2 separate regions of the Homo sapiens genome follow, and region 2 is linked to region 1. A link is an interaction called in ENCODE POLR2A ChIA-PET data of the cell type or tissue named here. Cell type or tissue: OCI-LY7. All regions are shown on one strand. Each heading gives the region's core, and the rest is flanking DNA. Links, peaks and the distances in the headings are about the cores only.

Region 1 (2,912 bases), core at 169-2,668:
TTTAAAGAGGCCTCACTGGCTCATTTTACCCCTTACCCAAAGGATAGTAGTACTTAAAACAGCATTCAATTGCTTTGGTTACAGCTCTGATACGCAGCACAACGTAAGTAGAGTGTATAATTATTATTTTTATTTTTTATTTTTGTAGAGATGGGGGGGTCTATGTTGTCCAGACTGGTCTCAAATTCCTGAGCTCATGATCCTCCCACCTCAACCTCTCACAGTGCTGGGATAATAGTGTGTGAGCCACCGTGCCTAGCCAAGTATATAATTCAATATTGCTTTCTTTTCCCCTTAATTATGAAACTTTCTAAAGTTCATACCCCTTCAGTGGAAGAAGTCAAAAAATGTGTCACTAAGAAATTTATTTTGCTTCATTCCACTTCAAAGAACTGAATGTTTCAGGTCACTCTGACGTTCAGGTAAGAAAGTTTAAGATGTGTACACTGTGTTTTGACTGAAAGACTCTCCCTACCATCTTTACTAACTACTTCCGGTCTAGATTCAGAAGTCCGTTCCTGCCCAAAGGCTTGTCTAACCAAGTCTAGGTTCTTAGGCCAGCCAACATGCTCTTACGGCACCCTGTACCACTATCCCCCAGCACACACACGGTGCTGAACATACTAGAGATCATCTGTCAGTCTCCCCAGGAAGTAGGCTGTGTACCCACCAAGAAACAGCAAGGTTTATCTTATTTTCATTTGTTTTCCCAATTTTAAATACAGTGCTTGCCACATAGCAAGCACTCAAAAGCTGAAGGAATGAAATAATTTTTTTTTTCCTTAAATTATCATGTCGCAGGCCAGGCACAGTGACTCATGCGTGTAATCCCAGCACTTTGGGAGGCCGAGGCGGGTGGATCACCTGAGGTCCGGGGTTTGAGACCAGCCTGGCCAGCATAGTGAAACCACATCTCTACTAAAAAAATACAAAAATTAGCCAGGTGTGGTGGCACACTCCTGTAATGCCAGCGACTTGGGAAGCTGAGGCATGAGAATTGCTTGAACCCAGGAGGCAGAGGTTGCAGTGAGCTGAGATCACGCCACTGCACTCCAGCCTAAGCAACAGAGCAAGACTCAGTCTCAAAAAAAACAAACAAAAAAAATCCCTGGGCGTGGTGGCTCATGCCTGTAATCTCAACACTTTGGGAGAAAAATATATATATTTTTCCCCTTAAATTATCATGTTGCAGGCCGGGCACAGTGGCTCATGCCTGCAATCCCAGCACTTTGGGAGGCCAAGGCAGGCGGATCACCTGACGTAAGGAGGTCAAGACCAGCCTGGCCAGCATGGTGAAACCAAGTCCCTACTAAAAATACAAAAATTAGCCAGGTGTAGTGGTACACGCCTATAATCCTAGCTACTTGGGAGGCTGAGGCAGGAGAATCACTTGAACCTGGGAGGCGGAGATTCCAGTGAGCCGAGATTGCACCATTGCCTGGGCGACTAGCGAAACTTCATCTCCAAAAAAAAAAAAAAAAAGTTGCAGAATGACGTGATTTTTTAAAGTTTATTAAGAGGATTCTGAGGAAAATAGATAGTATATAGTTATTTGTCTTTAACACTTAATTCTCTCACTCTGCTACAAATCGCCGGTTATATGCCAATTATGAGCAGTTTGAAGCTAAAACACCTTTTCAAAGTAAGCACTGGACAACTATAAACACCACCTGAGACTACCTTCTTTGACCTTGCCATCTTGCCTACCTGTGAAGATAATTTTAGGAGTAAGGCTGCTGTGACCCTCATTTTAGCAACCGAGCAATTACTAATTGTAATTAGTACAATTCTCCTTAACAAGGAGCAGTTAGTGTCTCAAACATTTGGGTGTAAAGAAAATTGTTGGCCCCAAGTTTAGAGGGAGACGGCAACATTACAGGTAATGTTACCCCTCAGTCCTGGCCAACAGCAGTGGCTCTCGCCTGTAATCCCAGCACTTTGGGAGGCCGAGGCAGGCAGATCACCTGAGATCAGGAGTTCAAGACCACCCTGGCCAACATGGTGAAACCCCGTCTCTACTAAAATACAAAAAATTGGCCGGGTATGGTGGCGGGCACCTATAATCCCAGCTACCCTGGAGGCTGAGGCAGGAGAATCACTTGAACCTGGGAGGCAGAGGTTGCAGTGATTCAAAGACCTAAGTCTTTATTTTACTAAGCATGCTGTTTAGGCTAAAGGCAATGATTAGTACAATTCTCCTTTAACCCTTGGCCCGACAGGAAGAAGTGGATAGATTAGGTAAATAATTACTTTCTTTTTTTGAGACAGAGTCTCACTCTGTCGCCCAAGCTGGAGTGTAGTGGTGCAATCTAGGCTCGCTGCAACCTCTGCCTCCCGGGTTCAAGTGATTCGGCCTCATCCTCCCAAGGAGCTGGGATTACAAGCACGTGCCACCACGCCCGACTAATTTTTTGTATTTTTGGTAGAGACAGGGTTTCACCATGTTGGCCAGGCTGGTCTTGAACTCCTGACCTCAGGTGATCCGCCCGCCTCAGCCTCCCAAAGTGCTGGGATTAAAGGCATGAGCCACCGTGCCTGGACAATAATTACTTTCTAACTGGGCCTTGAAAAAGGTGGTTTTTGGCCTCGGAAAATTAGGAGTTGTGAGCAATTTATGAAAATTTTGCATTTTCCTTTTTCAATGTCACTAGTCAGATAAAATATTTTATATTAGTATTAGTCAATTTTTCTTCTCTTTTTTTTTTGAGATGGAGGTGTGCTCTTGTCGTCCAGCTACTCCACAGGCTGAGGCAGGAGAAGTGTTTGAACCCGGGAAGCGAAGGTTGCAGTGAGCCAAGATCCTGCCACTGGATGCCAGCCTGGGCGACAGAGCGAGACTCCATCTCAAAAAAGAAGAAAAAAAAAAGGAACGAAAACCACAGACTTGAAACTAAATTCTTATCTGAGAAATG
Region 2 (2,912 bases), core at 223-2,722, 740 kb after region 1:
AGCCTGGGCGACAGAGCAAGACTCGGTCTCAAATATAATAATAATAATAATCATAATAATAATGATAATAATTGAAGATAATAGGAAAACCATGTTATTACCTATATTAGTGTCCTGTGGTTGCCATAACACAAGTGCCACAAAATGAGGGACTTAAAACAGAAATGTACTTATTCCCTTGCAGTGTGGAGCTTAGAAGTCTGAAATCAAGGTGTTGGTAGGGCAGTGCTCCCGCTGGAGGCTCTAGGGGAGGATCCTTCCTCTCCTCTTCCTGGCCTCTGGTAGCTGCTGGTGACCCTGGGTGTCCCTTGGCTGGTGGATATTGGCACTCCCATCTCTCCCTCTGAGTGTGTCTCTGTCCAAATTTCCCTCTTACAAGGACAGTAGTCTTGGGTTAGGACCCACCCTAATCCAGCATGAGCTCATCTTGACTACATCTGCAAAGACCCTATTTCCAAAGAAGGCCACATTCACACATACCAGGGACTGGACTTCTATGTATGTTTTTGGGGGATGCAGTTCAACCCCCAACATTACCCGTTTATACTTTCTTTCCAGGGCCACCAAGGACAAGACCAGAGTCATTTTCATCCTGAATTGGTGTCAACTAGTGTTTTCATACCCTAGAGACTATCCAAATGACACAGCTGACCCAATCCCTGCATTTCTCAGAGGGGGAAACTGAGGCCCAGGGAGGTAAAATGACTCTCCCAAGGTCACACAGTAAGGTAGTGGCAGTGGGACTGGATCGTGGATCTCCTGGTGCCCTGTATTGGCCCACGTGTCAGCCATGGACTCGTATTCCCACTGGTGGAGCCAAGAGGTTTTTGCTGTCTGCAGGGGAGAGCACTTTGGATCTTGGCTTCTCGTTTCATCCTTCCCTTGGTAGTGGTTAAGAGTGCAAGCTTTGGGCCGGGCAAGGTGACTCATGCCTGTAATTCCAGCACTTTGGGAGGGTGAGGTGGGTGGATCACCTGAGGTGAGGAGTTTGAGACCAGCCTGGTTAACATGGTGAAACGCCATCTCCAACAAAAATACAAAAGTTAGCCGGGCATGATGGCACACTCCTTTGGTCCCAGCTCCTTAGGAGACTGAGGCAGGAGAATCGCTTGAACTCAGGAGGCTGAGGTGCAGTGAGCTGAGATTGTGCCACTGCACTCCAACCTCAGCAACAGAGCAACACTATGTCTCAAAAACGAGTGCAAACTTTGGAGCCTGGCCATTCAGGTTCAAGTTCTGGCTCAACCATTGTGACCTTGAATGAGTCAGTGACTCTCTCTGCTTCAGCCTCCCCACCTGTGGAAGGAAGACAGTCATCTCAGCCTTACATGAGTGCACAGGTGTCAGGACCCCTGCTGTGCACACGGGCATGTACTCAGTGTTTCTGTGCATGTGGTTTCCCTTCCCTTTCCTCCTGTTTGGTTTTCTCTGAAGCCGAAAGGTCCTTAGTAGGAAGTTGAGGACCAGCGTTCTCCATGGGAAGACTCAACATCAGTTACAACTCTAGAATTTATTCCAGGCCATCCAAGTTAAGGTAGTTGTCTGTATTTTGAGAACCTTTCTCTTGCTGTAAAAAGCAAACAAAAACAAAAAAAGACAAACTAGCAAACTCAAAGAACGAGAATACATATACATGCAGTGCTGCTTCAGATGGAAGTCAGAAAAGTGTGTGATCAAATGAAAGGCTGTTGTTGAAAGGGAAGTCTGCATTTACTCTTCTGCCAGTTCTCAGACTACCTCAACTCCTTGCTGACATTCCTAGGAATTGTGGTCCCAGCTGGCTTCTATAGCTGTGTGACCTTTGCCTTTTCCAAACGAGTGGGCACCCTGCAGGCCACTTCCTCTGGGTTTCAGTGCCCAGCTTATCAGGAGGCTGCATGAACATCTATTTCTAGCTGGGCGGGAAATAGGACGGGTCCTGGCAGAAGGCGGAGCCCAGAGGTGGCTGGTAGAATCCCCTGGGAGGAGTAAGGGATGCTCTCCGCAGGGACCCCCGTGTCGTGGGTGCCATGGCAAAGCGTTAACAACAGGCAGTGCCTAGGGAGCCTGAACCAAGGTTGGGAGTGTGGTTTCCTTCTCAGTTCCCTTTCCGTCTTCCTGATTATGACAAGAACATCTGTTTGGTACCAACATGTGTTTTTTTTTTTTTTTTTTCTCCTTGATGCTGTGCATTTTTTTCCATTGGAATTTTTGTTGAGATAATTGAAGAATCACATAAAGATGTAAGAAATGATACAGAGAGATCTCATGTGAACGTTACCCAATTATCCCCAATGGTAATATCTTGCAAACCTGTAGTGCAGTATCACAGCCAGGATATTAACATTCACAACATTCATAGAACCCACTACCAGTCTTATTCAGATTTTCCCCCATTTTCCTTGTACTTGTGTGTATTTAGTTATGTACAATTTGGTCACATGCATAGCATCCTATATCTGCCATCATAGTCAAGAGACTAAAGCAATGTAATGATTTCTTACACCAATTCCATTTCCAAAATTTTAACATGTCTGTCTTTGAAAGATACTAATTTTCTTTTTTTTTTGAGGCGGAGTCTGGCTCTGTTGCCCAGGCTAGAGTGCACTGGCTTGATCTTGGCTCACTGCAACCTCTGCCTCCTGGGTTCAAGTGATTCTCTTGCCTCAACCTCCCAGCTTCCCAAGCACCTGGGACTGTAGGCACCTGCCACCATGCCTGGCTAATGTTTATATTTTTAGTAGAGATGGGGTTTCACCATGTTTCCCAGGCAGGTTTTGAGCTCCTGGCCTCATGTGATCTGCCTGCCTTGGCCTCCCAAAGTGCTGGGATTACAGGCATGAGCCGCCGTTGCCAGCCTGAAAGATATGAAATGTCTTTATTAAAATATAACTTGCAGACATAAAAAAGAATGAGTTCATGTCCTTTGCAGG

What was found. Peaks named below come from ENCODE experiments on the same cell type or tissue, not always from the same donor. Only the 100,000 strongest peaks of a DNase experiment are listed, where the experiment ranks them.
Region 2: POLR2A ChIA-PET joins it to region 1 with 5 read pairs; 1 of 35 experiments calls an interaction of 5 or more read pairs at or near these places.

What each region holds. Positions count from the first base shown.
Region 1 is chr16:81,091,659-81,094,570 of GRCh38, forward strand. The region is part of intron 1 of GCSH (glycine cleavage system protein H); the gene reads right to left. Among named protein-coding and RNA genes, the nearest start is that of GCSH, 3.3 kb to the right of the region's middle. In OCI-LY7, for the core only: no CTCF peak of the experiment used is centred there; no DNase peak of the experiment used is centred there.
Region 2 is chr16:81,835,549-81,838,460 of GRCh38, forward strand. The region is part of intron 2 of PLCG2 (phospholipase C gamma 2); the gene reads left to right. Among named protein-coding and RNA genes, the nearest start is that of PLCG2, 58 kb to the left of the region's middle. RefSeq lists an enhancer at 1,435-1,624. In OCI-LY7, for the core only: no CTCF peak of the experiment used is centred there; DNase peaks (open chromatin) are centred at 1,323 and 2,043; H3K4me3 peaks cover 2,500 bases; H3K27ac peaks cover 2,500 bases.